Linked DNA regions of Homo sapiens: region 2 is linked to region 1. Evidence: read pairs that join two places in POLR2A ChIA-PET (ENCODE). Cell type or tissue: GM12878. All regions are shown on one strand. Each heading gives the region's core, and the rest is flanking DNA. Links, peaks and the distances in the headings are about the cores only.

Region 1 (8,003 bases), core at 1,873-6,872:
GTTAGGGAGCTTTTTTACTTCCATCTCTATGAGTGGATTTTAAATCTGCTCTCTTGGGAGGAAGAGTATGGCAGTCACACTTCTGATGCTTGTATATTTCCAATTCCTCTTCCTACTCAAAGAAGGAGGCATGACGAACCCCCTGAGTGAGGCACATAAAGTCTCCCCACAGCCCATTTGCGACAGTGCAGAGGCACTACAAGGAAGAACTGACACTTGGGCTTCCATTCTCAGGCTCTTCAGGTGTTTGTTTTCTTGCTCCTCATGATCACCAATGAAGCCGGGGCTATTCATGCTGGCTGACCCCCATCCTGTAATGAGTGGAGTCCTGAGGGTCCCAGGGCTGGGTTTAGAAAGTGATTTAGAAGGTACAATGTATTCTCCTTTTGGCCTTTAAATGTTTTACAAGGGTACACTTAGAAACCTGAGTTTTTTAAAACATATGTTTTATATTAGAAGATATAAAAATTCAAATTCAATAAAGATCATTTACAAGAAAATAAAGAGATTTTTTTAAGTTTTAATTTGTGTAGGTATATTGTAGGTATATATACTTATGGGGTACATGAGATGTTTTGATACAGGCATGCAGTGCATAATAATCACATCATGGGAAATGATGTATCCATCCGTTCAAGTGTTTATGTTTACACTTTGTGTTACAAACAATCCGATTACACTCTTTTAGTAAAATGTTAGTAAAATGTAAATTAAGTCATTGTTGACTATAGTCACCCTGTTGTGCTATCAAATACTATGTCTTATTCATTCTTTCTAACTATTTTTTTAACCCATTAACCATCCCCACCTCCTCTCCATGCCATCTCTCTTACTACCCTTCCCAGTCTCTGGTAACCTTCTATTCTCTATCTCAATGAGTTCAGTCGAAAAACCTGATTTGTTTTGACAGTTGATACTGACCCTTATACATTTATACTTTACTGGACAGAAACTAGGAAGTGATTGGTGTGAAATATAATTTGGGCAGAAAAGTTCACCTTGGACTTTCCCAAAAAATATTTAAAGGTAGTGCTCGTTATAAGAATGACAGTTTCATATACTTTTGTTAATTCCCTCTTGGAACTTTAACCAGAAGTTTTGGCAGCCTGATTAGTCAGGGGTATTTTCTGAGAAAAGAATAATTAAGGACGGATAATTGCACTAAAAGTAATTAAAATATTATTCAGCCATACTGATTTTAATATTGTAGTAGACTTATATTACTAGCCAGGGAAATCAGTAGACTTCAATAAAAAGTGTAGACATGTATCCAAACACCTGTAATCATTTAGTATATAATAGAAGTGGCATATAAAATTAGTGAGACACAATATGTTTTATTCAAAATATAGTGTTGGCACAAATTTGGAGAAAATTAAACTTAGATTTATTTGTATCATAGTCTCTAAAATAATGTTCGTAGATATTAGGGAGTTAAATAATCCCTAGCATTTATTATTTATTATGTGCCAGATATTATGCCTTGCACTTTATATAGATTATCCAGTTTACTACTTTTAACTGCTCTGTGAGGCAAATACTAGTACTACTTATTAGTTTTATGATAAAGAAATTAAAGCACAGATCAGATTAATCATAGATCAGTGGAGGCAGAATAGATCATAAGATTAAGGTCAGTGTTAGGAATGGCTTCCAGTCCCCACGCTTTTAAACAATGCTCGTTAAAAGAACTAAATGGAACTACTGCTGAATATGTATATGTAGTTGCAGCACAGAGATCTTTCAAAACTTGTCACCAAAAACAAAAGCCATGAAGGAAAAAATTTAGCTACATAAAAACTAAAGGCCTCCCCTCTTGAAGAAAATACCTTAAATGAAATAAGACAAATCAATGATATTTTAAATGTATATGACAGAGGATGGATTAATATATTTAATGTAAAGAGGTCTTTTAAAAAGCTTAATACTCTAGGAAAAAAATGGACAGTAACATGAAACCAATATACAAAAGAAGTGTAAATGGCCCAAAACATGAAAAATGATTAGTCTTACTAGCACACAAATAAATGCAAACAAAATCAAGGATATCAATCCACACTTTTATTTGAAATAGTGGAAATACAAAGACCTAAGTTTTTAACTTTAGAGAATTGATGAAAAGCAGTAGAATTTAATGCAGTCTTTAATGTTTTAAGAATAAAATGAAATGGCAAAGCACACAATGTATTGCCAAGTAAAAAGAAAGGAAAAGGGTCTCACTTTTATTTATAAACAAGGCACAGATCTGCATATGAATTAAATACTAGTATGTAGTGCACCAAATTGTTAACAGTGATCAGTTCTAAGTGGAAGGCTTATTATGGTTGAATATTTCTCTCTCTCTTTAAAAAATCTTTCACTTCTGTTTTCCAAATATTCTAAATGGACGTATCATATTTGTATTTAGGAAAAAAATATGTATGTATAGTGAAGTAAACACTCAAATCTAAAGCCACTCCAGAGCATCACTTCCCTTTTCTAGTTATTTTTAGTTTACAAAGCTCAATCACGTACACATTATTATTTAACAGAAATGCCACCACAGGTAGGTTCCCCCTGCCACTTGTAATAGCTTGATTTTCTATTTCACAATTTTGGAGATTGTAGGAGATCGGTCAGGGTGGTGGGAAAAATTATAGAAAGATGGAAACATTCCTGGAAGGCTGGGAGGTTTTGCAGAAGCTTTGGGAAAGGATTGGGCTGAAGGCAGCTGAATTCTCTAAGAGTAGATAACAAGGAAGTGTAAGAGAATTGATCAAGGTAAGTTAGTTTACTTAGGCCTCTGAACCTGGGGGCGGGGCGGGGGGCGGGGCGCAACCATATTAATTACCTACAAGTGTGTTGCCTCAAGGCCTTTGTCTTTATATCTGTACTGAATAAATGACTGTAGCGGCCGCTTGTCAAGGCTGCGGCCTCTGTGACTCTTTACGGCATCCTCCTTGATGTCTGTGAGTGGCTCGGTCCCCTAGCCGCGCGGCCAGGCAAAACACCTGTGTCTGTGTACGTTTTTTCATCTGTCATTTGGCCAGGGTCTGCTGGGCGGGCCCGGCAGAAGACGAAGAGGATTTTTTTTCCAATCTAATATTGGGATTTCTGGTCTTCCTTCTTTACATAAAGTATATTCCTCCATTCCAGTTCCTTAGAGCACATACATCATCCCTGGTTCCCTGGTGTAAAAAGTTGAAGTATTTTGCTCCAGTTGATCTAGAATGTGGTCTTCTTATAAACTGTTAACAGATAAACCCAATGCCACAGGATTCATCTTGGACCAGGTTGCAGTATTGAGTGGACTGTGGACATAGATAACAGGTGATACATGTGCCTCACATTTATCATCCCCAAACTTCTTGGATTCGATGCTCTCTTAGGCTCCTTCCAAGACTGCCAGTTTTAGATCCTATTCTCTGCTCATCCAGTCCTACTCATTGGTTCCAATCACTAGTTCTGTTCTTTGTAAATCATTTTGCTTTCTCCCTCAAGTATAAGGCCAGGCCATTTTCTTTATCTTCTCTTTGGTCTCTGGAGAAGCATGACTTTATTCTTTTTGGAATTTGAGTTCACCAACATTTAGCTTCTGTTCAGAACTGCTTTCCATGACTCTGGGAGCCATAACTCAGCTCATGGCTGATGGACTGTTGTTGGAAATGTGTGGCCTCAGCATATGTTATGCCATCAACTTCACTCAGCTGAATCTCACCTGTTCTTTCTGCCTACTTCTCTTTATTTATTTTTCCTGTTTCCCCTTTTGAACTCATATGACTTTTAAAAGCTCTAGTTCCATTAAATTCTTTCCCAGCGGCTCAGGCCATTCCAGCCAACACATCATCAGCTGCAGGCTGTTGTTTCTTCTTTAAAAATTAATATAACCGTTAGCATCTCTTTACTTAATTTTAGTTTGTCGTTTCCGGCTTTAGAGAACACAAATCTATAATGAGGATTAGGGAGGAGCTCCCCCTATGCATACACAGGCCACAGGCCTTCTTTCCTGCACGCTTTAAATCACTCAGCGGAGGCTCCTCCTCTGTGGGTTTCCCCACTCACTCCACCCCCACCACAATAGCTCACTAATTAAACAACTGAATTCAAAGGTTCAAGTACATTCCCAGCATACACACTATGTCATTAGGTTTATGCAAACAAAGTAGTTTTACTGAATTTATACTTTTGACCTGTTATGTTTAGGCAAACACTTTCTTCCTAAAGCCTGCAGACTCTGGAGTTCAGAAGTTCTGAAATTCACAGAAGCTGAGAGTGATAGAAGCTTGGAACTATTATACATGCCCTCTGATTTCAAAGTTTATGTTCCTAAAGCATTGATTGCCCTAATAATTAGTAAACGTTAGAAATTTATATTTGGTTTACTAATGCTGTGTAATTGTTATCTTGTTTGTAAATTGGAATTGTATGTGACTTTTTTGGGGGGGGGTTGTTTTTACTGCTAAGAAAATATGTCAGTGTCCACTGCTCTATTAGGTTGGTACAAGAGTATTTGCGGTTTTCACCACAATTAAAAACCACAATTACTTTTGCACCAATGTAATATTTAATGTCAAGCAAGTAACTTAAGCTCATTTTTCCTTTCTAAAAGGTTATTTTTGTGTGTACAGGCACAACCTGACTTGATCTCGTAACTTAAGCTCATTTTTCCTTTCTAAAAGGTTATTTTTGTGTGTACAGGCACAACCTGACTTGATCTCTGTGATTCCATATTAATTTCCCTATGCCTTATTTTCCTCACCTAAAAAAATGAAGACAGTACCTCATGGATTTCTCTTGAAGAATAAATAATAGAAACCATTGTAGCACTCAGTAAATATAAATTGCTGTACGAACATTACTAAATCACAGCCATTGTGCTGTCTACATAAGCACTTTTCATTTGGGTTCCTTGCTAATGCATTAATCTGTTGCCAGAGGTAAGACCCTGCAACCGATGTCAGAAGTGGATGAATTTGTTTCCCTGAATATGCCTAGCTTTTAAAGGCTATGCTTACTGATGAGAGGCATAACTTTTTATTATTATTATTATTAATGATAAACACAGCTACTCTGTGAACACAAGCATCTCCAACATGCAGAAATAACCCCTCTCTGTCCAACTGTTAACTCTGATCTTCTTTTAGTGGCTGTGGTTCTGTTTGGTAGGTCTTTTGTTTTTTTATTTTTTTATTTTTGAGACAGAGTCTTGCTTTGTCATCTAGGCTAGAGTGCAGTGGCACAATCTCGGCTCACTGCAGCTTCCGCCTCCCAGGTTCAAGCGATTCTCCTGCCTCAGCCTCCTGAGCAGCTTGGGATTACAGGCACGTGCCACCAAACCTGGCTAATTTTTGTATTTTTAGTAGAAACCATGTTGGTCAGGTTGGTCTCGATCTCCTGACCTTGCGATCCGCCCGCCTTGGCCTCCCAAAGTGCTAGGTTTACAGGAGTGAGCCACTGTGCCTGGCCTGTTTGGTAGGTCTTGCTTCCAAAATAACATGAGGAGGAGTGGAAACTGTTAGCTCTCTCACCAATTCAAATGCCAATAAGATGCCCCAGGCCGTCAAGGCTGGCTTTTGCCTAAGCCCCTCCTTCACATTTCTCACTGTTTTGACTACCAGAAGGAAAGGATGTGTGGGGCACAGTCAGCAAGTTACTCTAGTTATCTTACCCCAATCTCCAAATCCCCAGAACTCTGGCATTTAATGCCCCTTGGAATTATTTTATTGTTATTATTTCTAGTCTATAATTTGTAACCCCACTCTTCCCCTCCCCAACAAATGGAAAGCCAATACTAAAAGTTCAGTGGACAGTTCCCTGAATTTGATGATTGGTAGGCAATTTAAGATAAATTTTATTATTTATGTTACATTACCAGCTATGAAGAAAGGGTTGAGTAGAATATCTATTTCTCTCAATAGGAGAAAGTGCAAAGATTAGCCCATTTTCTGTGTGTTTCTATAAATATAGGTACCCTGGAATGTGATTTTAATGCTATATCTTTCCCTTGTGTCATGCTTTGGAAATGTATCTACCTTGGGAGTCAGTTAAACCACATGTGGATGTTTTAAATAATCCTTGTGATTAAGCAAGTAAAATATCTTCTTTAGATTTGGACCAGCTATTTTGTTTCCATCATAATTTTGGACATTATTTGATAAATTAAAACAATAATACTGATTCAGATGCCTAATATGTTTGTAATGAGATATCCAAGAAAATGTCATCTCATGTGTTTATTTCTAGATAGTATCCATCAGAGATAAGCATGGTTTAAGATGAATGACCAGTAGTTGAGACCAAGAAGGATGATTTATTAGTCCGTTTTAACACTGCTATAAAGATACTGAGACTGAGAGAGAGAGACAGCAACAGAGAGAGAGAGAGAGAGAGAAAGACCATAATGCAATCACCTCCCATCAGATCTCTCCCTCAACACATGGGGATGATAATTCGAGATGAGATTTAGGTGGGGATACAGAGTCAAACTATATCAGATGAAATGTTTTAAATTTTCCATTATATTTAAAAAGATTATGGGATGCAACTGGGATCTCATAGGATAAGTGGATAGAGAAGATGGTGGTATGGAACTCAACCAGATGATCTGATACAGTGGGTTCTGAATATTACATTGAAAACATGAGTGAATGATAGACTGGCAAAGGAATATGAAGAGCTAAGGATATTATTATTGTCTTTATGACAATATAAAAGTTATGAAAAGCACCTTTACGCAGAATCAATCACATTTTCTTCCTGAAAAATAAAAGCAATGTTGTACCATCCATTTTATGTATGTTCTTTTTTTACTTTTCTGGCCAAATTTTCTCAGTTCTGTTTCTTTGGGTCACTTCTTGCATTTGCCAGAGACATTTCCTCCAGTCAATGATTATTTGCATTAGTTCCCTGTGGCTCTTCCTGAATTTTTTCAATGGCATAGTAATTTTTTTCTTGAATATTTCCTACTGCTTTAATTTTCACTCCTGTTTTAAATTCTTCATTAATTAAGCTTTCCCAAGGCTTAAATACCTATAAAACTTTTTAAAACTTAATCATTTGATTTGCCTGCTCAGCTTCCCTAGTCTTACCTGGTTTTAAGACTGTTAAACCTAAAATTGTGCCTGGGAGATGGTGTGATCACAGAAGGGAAAAGAAATGATGACATTGTTATTGAAAGTTTAATGATGAGTTTCACTGGAAAAATCTCCCACTTCAGTGTTCTTTGTGTTTCATGCTGATAAGCCGCTAATAATTTTAAATGCCTTCATTTTAGATTTAATTTATTAAAAACACTTATAGTTTTCAAGTCCACATAAATACTGGGTACAATTCATTCGGGCTAGAAGAAAATGAACCTTACATTGTCCTTTGCAAATGTTGTCGCTTACCTCAGCAAGGCTCTTTGATTTTAATTCTGTAGACCATAAGCCTGCCATAATTTTTCTGATTAAGAATTTGGAACTAGAGGTTGACCTTAAGGATAAAGTATCACATTTTTCTTCAATTTGAAGATAAAGAAATGAAAGCCCAGAGAGGTTAAGTTTGCAGAGCAGGATACTAGCAGAGCCAGAGCAGAACCCAGGGATTTGAATGCTCTGAGGTTTGTTCACACACAAGTCACCAGGGGCGATCAGTATAACCATAAGCCAGAAAGACCATGAGTTGGTCTGAAAAATCACACTTGTCACCTCACCTAATTCAGGGCCAGATGTAGAAGAATAAGAAGAATGTACCTGAATCTGCTTAGGGGTCTAGTTATTTCTATAAATGGGTATATAGAGAGTTCACTTGAATTCTAATGGATGACATTTCCTCTTGACTCTAGGGAAAGCTGTAACTGTCTTATGATCCCACGATATGGACTCTAGGACTATGCTTTTGTGACTTTCAAATCCAGCAGTTGTTTATAGTTTGTGTTATAAGATCTCCTGCCAATTATTAAAGGTATCTTTTCTATTATTTGAAATAGCCTTGTGTTCAATTGTATCCTCTTCTTCCCCACAATGCATATTACCAGGATAGGC
Region 2 (8,003 bases), core at 2,025-7,024, 210 kb after region 1:
TATCACGTGATTTTCCTTCTGTGTGTCTTGTGTCCTAATTTCTTCTCCTTATAAGCCCATCAGGCATATGGGATTAGGGACCACCAAAATGACCTGATTGTAACTTAATTACCTCTTTAAAGACCCCGTCTTCAAATGCAGTCACATTCTGAGGTACTGGGGGTTAGGCCTTCGAAATACAAATGTTGGAGGAGACACAATTCAGCCCATAACACCATTTTTCTTGATTCTTACTATATTAAGGGATATCACCAGAAAAAAAAAAATAGCACTTTTAAAACATCATGTGCCTCCGCAAAAGCACCTGCACTGAGTTACTGAATCAATTATTTTGTCTTTAAAAAGGGTTATAGAGAAAATATCTATCTGACCAAGATTTAGTGCCTTTCGCAAAACTACAGTTGAAACCATTTTCATAATTTTACCAACTTTCCTTAGATAACACAACCTGAATTTATTATTTAGCCTAAAATTTAAATTCTAGCAAGGCTTCCGTCTCTAGGCAGTGATAAATATAGGATTCAACATATTTTCTCTTTTCCTGGCTTCTAGAACTATAGACAGATAGATAGAGATAGAGATACTTTAAAATATAGTTCAGAGATAAATTTTGTTCCTGAAACAATTGTTTCCTCTTCCTTGCTTCTTTCTAAACTAATTTATACTTTTATTTATTTGTTCTCTACCTGAAAATATTATTATATTTTGATATCCGTTCAAATGATAATAATTAAAGACATCCCCATTGCTGTTATTCCCAGTTCTGTCCATGCTGCTGCAGTGATAAAGGGCCAAAAGTTACCATGGAAGCAGAAATCCACGAAGGAAAACATGAGCAAAAATACCTGTAAAGGAGGAATTAATAAGCACTGAGAGAGTAGACACCTTGTATTAATTTTCATATACATATCCCAGTAGAAAATGCAACATCAGTTTACTTATTTACTATATTTCTGTAAATAATTCTCATATATAATAATTGAAAATTAAAGACCACATTTTATTTAATAATGCCATAGTTTTAAAAATTTACTCTGTTTTTAAATTTTCCATCAGGCTTTAATAAAAACAAATTATTTACTAATCCAAATATTAAAGATCACTTATGTTTAATTATAGTCATTGTAAATCAGATAGATTTTCTCCTTCTTTAACAGATCTTGAGCTTCCTTACGTGGTTCTTTCCTATCATTAGAGAAGCTGATATTCTGCTTGTTGGTTGATGCTGTATCATTCTCTTTAGCTAGTTTCCACCTCTCCCAATCATTCCAAGGTTAAGGGTTCAGAAAGACCTCACAGGAGGGAGAACAAGCCCTGCTCTGCATCTGTAGTCTTCCTTCACAATTCTTTATTCGTAGCTTTTGATTTGACTCTTCATGTTGCAAATATGTGTCCTGAGCCGAAAGGGGATGTGATAAGTGACTGCAAATGGATTACAGACAACTGGTCTCCACCTCCACTAATGAAAACACAGTGCAATGTATCTGACCTGCTGCTGGGTCAGCAGCACTGTGATTTCTACCTGACAGGAGAAACACAACACTCAGGACGGTGATTTTTCCCAGAGTTAAATTGGACTATAATTCTTTGCTGTGGTGACTCTAAAGTTTCCCACAAACATAAAGTATATTTCCTTATGAATAAACCATTTTGCTTGTATGTGTGTGTGTGTGTGTGTGTGTGTGTGTGTGTGTGTGTGTGTTTCTGCTATAAAGGCTAAAAGTCTTGAAGCTGATTTTGAGAGAGAAGTAGTGTTAAGCGTTTCTGACGTGGAGAATGAAGGAAGATGAATAGAGAACAGGTTGTCAAGGTTAAATAATGACAATAAAGCTATCCCTTATTAATTAATATATCCCAGGCTCTGTGCCACTGTGTATATATGTTGTCTCACTAAATCCTTTGATTTAAGTCTATGAAAACTTAGAAGTAATGTGAGTGCCTGACCCTCAGTTATACAGTTAACTTGTTTTGAGGGCAGATCCCAGAGCTCTCCTATTCCCAAAGTGAAAACGACTGACTTTGAATTATACTGTTCATTGCTGATGGAGAGCAAAATGGCCCATTATTACCAAGTTTACTGTTTAAAAGGGCATTATGTTTATCTGCCCAAGATTACATTTCTCTCCCAGCCTAGAGATTGCTATGAAAAAGAATGGAGTCCTCCAGTCCTCCAGTTTTCTGATATTTTGTAGTTTCAGTATCTGTTTTTTTTTTTCCTTCTTGGAAATACATGAGTTATATTCCTTAAAACCCAAATTTGGGAGTATGAACTCACACCAACTCAAAAGATTATAGAGAATGTCTGTTATCCAAACAGTTTTCTTTCCTTTTTTTTTTTTATTATACTTTAAGTTTTACGGTACGTGTGCACAACATGCAGGTTAGTTACATATGTATACATGTGCCATATTGGTGTGCTGCACCCATTAACTCATCATTTACATTAGGTATATCTCCTAATGCTATCCCTCCCCCCTCCCCCCACCCCACAACAGGCCCTGGGGTGTGATGTTCCCCTTCCTGGGTCCAAGTGTTCTCATTGTTCAATTCCCACCTATGAGTGAGAACATACCATGTTTGGTTTTTTGTCCTTGTGATAGTTTGCTGAGAATGATGGTTTCCAGCTTCATCCATGTCCCTACAAAGGACATGAACTCATCATTTTTTATGGCTGCATAGTATTCCATAGTGTATATGTGCCACATTTTCTTAATCCAGACAGTTTTCTAAGTGCTGAGTTTACAGCCGTGAACAACACAGGTAAAATTCCCAATATTCATGGAATTTTTATTCTAGCTAGGGGAAATAGGTACCACATACATTAAATGAGTAAAATATATAGACTTTTAGGATATAATGTGTTAGATACTAAGGAGTGTGATAAAGCTAGGAATACTGGTAGAAGGTTGGGGGTTACAATTTTCAATGGTGTGTTCAGGAAAGGTCTCACTGAGCTGGGGCATTTCAGTAAAGACTTGAAGGCAGTGAAGAGGCAAGCCACCAGATATAAAAGTCTGGAAGTAGAAGCATGCCTGGTATGTTCCAAGATCAGCCAGGGAGCCAGTATGGGTGGAAGGGAATGAGTAAAAAAAGAGTAAACCAGAGGAGTTCTCAGAGGATCTTGTGGACCATTGTCAAGATACAATCAATGGGAAGTCATTGGAGAGTAGGCTTTGGAGAGTAGGAGTGACCTAATTCAGTTTATGAATAATGGGATTATTCTAGCTTCTGTGTTAGGATCAATCAAATGCTCAAACAGAAGAGAGCAAGGGCAGCAGGAAAGAGAACACTAGGACAGTTACAGTACTGATCCAAATGAGAGATGATGATGGCTCTGAGCAATGTAACACCAGTGGAGACATTCTGAAAGTTCTGAGCAAATTTTGAAGGTAGAATCAATAGGATATGGTCATAGATAGGGTGGGAGTATAAAAAAGGAGTAAAAGACAATTTCAAGTTCCCTGTCCACCTGCTCTCCCAAGAACTAGAAGCACGGTATTAATGAGATAGGGTAGACCACTGGGAGATCAAGTTTAGGGATGAAGATTGGGAATCAGAGGCTTGTTAAGTTTCAGATGCTGTCAGGCACCGAAGGGAGTGACCCAAAAGACAAATGCCTTTCCTAAGAAAAGCCCGGAATTTGTCAGTATATAAGTGATTTTTAAAAGAGGACTAGCTATATAATTTGTGGAACCCAGTAAGAAATGAAAATGCAGGAGTCTTTCTTTAACAATTATTACAGACTTCAAAACATTCGTGGCAGAGCATTAAACCAAGCATGGGGCCCTTCTATTACAGGGTCTTGTGTACAAGTGCACACCCATGAAGCTTGTCTTGGTTTAAGGGTGTAATTCTAATATGATCAGCAAGCGAGTAAGAGACAGAGAGAAAAAGACTAAGCAATGAAACTAGGAAGATATTTAATGTAAACAAGACAGGAACAAAATAAAAACGTTTGATATGAGCTTGGTAGTGGTTTCAGGCTCAGCCAGCAAAGCTGAATGGTTGCCTCTGGTTTTTGCAATTTTCAATTGCTAGGGGAATTTTATGAGTTTGGACTTTTGCATGATAGATTGATTTGGGGTGTTACCACCCACAGGACAACTCCAGTTTCTCTATAAACTTCTTCATCTTTAAAAAAAAAAAATCACTTCTAGTAGTAAATGGTATTTTGAAGTCCATTGGCTGCTAAAAAGCAAAAGAAAACCCATTTTTTGATGCAAGTTTCACTTTGGCAGACACGCAGATGAGGAAGTAGAAACAGAAGCAGAGAAATACAGGCTGTCAGTGTTAGTGTAGCTTTCTAGCTGGTCAAACGGTATGCAAAGCAGCCAAACAGAACCTGGTGACTAAAACAAAGTGGTAAGATTAAACCATCGAGGGCAAAACAGAAATAGTCAGGAATAAATACTGAGTCTGTTTCTTATCACGTGGCATAAAGTTGCTTTGAGTGTTAGGTTTCATAATAGTTTACCTTAGTTACTAAGGGGTTGCAAAAATACCAGGTTGGATGTCAGAGTCTGTGGTGGTCTGTGCACTGGCAGCTGGTTGAAAGCAAAAGACTGACCTTTATCCTGGAAAAATAAAATCTCCTCCCTCCTCACTCTTCCTGGAGTCTTTAATGATACCACATCATGGCCTACGTTGAGTAGACCTTGATATGTACAAATGACCTATCCAGAGTTTGAAGAGGGAACTGTAATAGGTCCCAGAAAAGATTTCATATTAGTATGCTCCATTGTCACAGCTCACCCCTGGCTTATCTAGAGATTGCTTAAATCTGCTTCAGGGCATCTGACTGCTTCAGGTTCAAAATGTCCATGGGGCATGGAGGCAGAGTAAGTAACAAGCCATCAGTGCGTGTGATAGAAAAGATAGTCCCCATCCTCTGGGTGTTAGTATTTTGGAGTGACAGGGCCAGGAGGGAGCACGTAAGAGAAGGCTGGGAAAGAGAAGATTATTATTGACATATCCAATATCATTGCTAGCATCTCTTGAATTTTTGTGGGTTAGTGGGAGTTAATACAGTCCCCTCCTGCATTCTGATGAGCTGTAACTTTGAGATAAAGAGCTGTTATATTATTCTAAGCATGTGGCCCAGGCAGTAAATATGGTCTTGAGTTCACATTTGGACAAAATTTTATTCTGTCTACATTGAAGTGAGATTACAAAGGCCTTTTCCTCAACATCGTATAGTCAGAGCCTGGCTATCAGCTCTTCTCTAAACAAAACTGGTTTGAATAAGTGTGTAATAGGTCCTTCTTTTGTCCTATACTCCTGGGAGGATACTTTGTTAGCATATTTTTAGATGCAAAGTTGTAGGGTAAAGAATGTTTCTTGAGCTATCTTGTATCTGTAAGAGATTTTATAAATATATCATGCTACCCTGTAACTCCTCTATGAGAAAAGTATTACCCCCAACCCCACCCTGTGACATAGATAAGAACTTACTGTTCAGAGAAGAAAATAAGATACCATATTTGTCCAATAACCAGGGAAGATTGATTGGTTTAGATTGTAGCCTGGGAGGTTGGTTTGGGGACTTTAATCACCCAGAAAATAACTCTAGAGTTTCTCTGTAAACTTTATCTTTTAAAAAAATGTATTTAAGTGGTGGTTCAGAATTCATACCCAGGTCTACTGGAACATATTCCTTCCATGGCCCTGTAACAAATGCTAGGCCACTGTAAGGTTGTGGACTTAGGGTATGATTTTGTGGATTTCTTTAACTTTTATTTTAAGTTCAGGGATACAAGTGCAGGTTTGTTATATAGGTAAACTTGTGCCATGGGGGTTTGTTGTACAGATTATTTTTATCACCCATGTATTAAGCCTAGTACCTGTTATTATTTTTCCTGATCCTCTCCTTCCTCCCACCCTCCACCCTCCAAAAGGCCCCAGTGTGTGTTGTTCCCCTCTATGTCTCCATGTGTTCTTATCATTTAGCTCCCACTTATAAGTGAGAACAAGCAGTATTTGGTTTTCTATTCTTCTGTTAGTTTGCTAAGGATTTTGTTAGATGCCTTTCCTGTATTAAACTCACATTAAAATTTTTCAGAAGCTGTCTTAAGAAAGTACATAATTAAGATCAGCATTTTGGTATAATTTGAAAGTATAGCGTCCAATGAAGAGCTTGCTACACTAACCATGGTACTATTTAATTCTAATATCTGTGTTTATTACATCTTTCATTGAGTTGGCTTGCCAAAAGGATAGACTGCGGTAATTTATTTAACGAGGAAGCTAGCATTCCAAAGTCCTCTTCATGTCTAATATTTGGCAGGATTAAATTTACTATATATCGCAGAAATTATTCCAAATAAGAGAAGACTATTATTTATATTTTTGGTAACAGAGAAAATGTATAGGATGTTTATTACAAAAATATTTTTATACTATTTGGACTAGTACTATACATGTTAGCAAGACTAACAGATTAAGGCACATTTAAAAAATCCAACTAATCAGTATAGATGTTCCCATCATTTTATGGCTGTTTCGTCGTTGGATTTGTTTGTTTGTTTTTAGGCTAAATTGACTTGAAAGAGTCTGACTGGTGGTTTTCTATTTGACTGGCATTGGAACATGTATGGGTGTGGTTTGTACTTTGCCACATTCTTTTCTTACCTTTATGTCCTCTCTCTGCAGTCAATTTTCTATGTAGGTTTTTGCAGCAATGCTAGCTTGAAAATAAGCAGGAATTCAAAAAAGATTAACCAATACTTAGGAAGCTTAGGAATGTTTAAAATAATAGGTTGCTTAAAAGTAGATGGCAAAACTTAGGAGATTTATAAGCCGTAAACGTACACATCCCTATTTCATTGGGATGGTCTTAATTGTAGTAAATCTTGTAAACTTTGTAGTAAATCTCGTTAAAGCATTTTCCACACTTAAACAATGAGCTCTTATGCAAGGATGCAAGGACAGCCTTAGTGGCAGATGAACTGGGCAGTAAATTCAGCAGTGTGCATGGTATGATTTTATATCCAAAGACAGTTTCTTAACTTGTGCCTCACATCCTGCTCATGGTTTGGACAGTTCTTTACCGCAAGGTTTTGCCATCTGTTAAGAGAAACCTTCTCCTCTAGGAAAAGGCAACACTAATGCTGATTCAGTTATTTACCCTTGAGGGCGAATGGTTTTTTTTGTTTTGTTTTGTTTTGTTTTGTTTTTGATTCTTTATTTAAAAGGACACAATTAGTTTGGTCTTGAGGATTGCCAGATGAGATCTAACTAGTATGATAGATGTTAGCAAGACTAACAGATTAAAACATATTTAAAAAATCCAACTAATCAGGATCATATTCAGAGATGTAAATAGAGTGAACAGATCTATTAATGAGGGTCGTAGATATGACAAAGGGAGAATCTCTTTACAGTCTTAAGATGTGGTTTCTCCGTGGCCTCAGTATCCCAAGTTATTTGGGGAAAATTCTATTTTGAGCTCAGGACATGAAAAGTGGAACCAGATCAAAGGTTTTTGTTTCTGTTTTTAAAGAATGAAATACTGCTGTTTCTGTTTCTATACCATAACCAAAAAAGAAAAAGCCAAAGCAGTGATTTTAGCTTTGGTTTTTTTTTCAGATTCTTAACCTCTAGCTTGTAGAAAGAAAAACCTTCCAGAAAGAGCTCTCTCTGTAAGTATCAGAGCAGTCGATTTCAGTGGGATAAGGGCAAGCAATGAGCACAGGGGGAGAATTTCAGAATGCAGTGACCGGGACCATATCCCAGTGCATATATCTTGGAGGGAGGAGATCTTACATATTTTATAAAAGCACCTGACTTATTTCGATATGATGCTATCACTGAGAACCTTCTGGAAGTGTTCTTTAGAGGGACTGTTAAAAAAAATCAAGCCCTTATGACATGCTTGTGATTTTTGGTAGTTGGAATTATGTAATGATGTGAAGATGCAACCACTAGCATTATTCAAGCACAGGTGTGTAATAGTGATGTTCTGGAATGTTGCACTCCCACTCTATTTTCACTATGTATACTTACCT

The links. ChIA-PET counts read pairs that join two places held together with the same protein. Peaks named below come from ENCODE experiments on the same cell type or tissue, not always from the same donor. Only the 100,000 strongest peaks of a DNase experiment are listed, where the experiment ranks them.
Region 2: POLR2A ChIA-PET joins it to region 1 with 6 read pairs; 1 of 35 experiments calls an interaction of 5 or more read pairs at or near these places.

The regions. Positions count from the first base shown.
Region 1 is chr7:126,653,839-126,661,841 of GRCh38, reverse strand. The region is part of intron 7 of GRM8 (glutamate metabotropic receptor 8); the gene reads left to right. LOC107986843 (a long non-coding RNA gene) reads left to right here and starts at 7,416. Exons shown (of 3, transcript XR_001745350.1): 1 at 7,416-7,923. RefSeq lists enhancers at 3,581-3,630, 3,811-3,860, 4,171-4,240. In GM12878, for the core only: no CTCF peak of the experiment used is centred there; DNase peaks (open chromatin) are centred at 2,501 and 4,001; H3K4me3 peaks cover 777 bases; H3K27ac peaks cover 3,057 bases.
Region 2 is chr7:126,446,770-126,454,772 of GRCh38, reverse strand. All of the region lies in intron 9 of GRM8 (glutamate metabotropic receptor 8), which reads left to right. Among named protein-coding and RNA genes, the nearest start is that of MIR592, 610 kb to the left of the region's middle. In GM12878, for the core only: no CTCF peak of the experiment used is centred there; a DNase peak (open chromatin) is centred at 4,282; H3K4me3 peaks cover 973 bases; H3K27ac peaks cover 1,779 bases.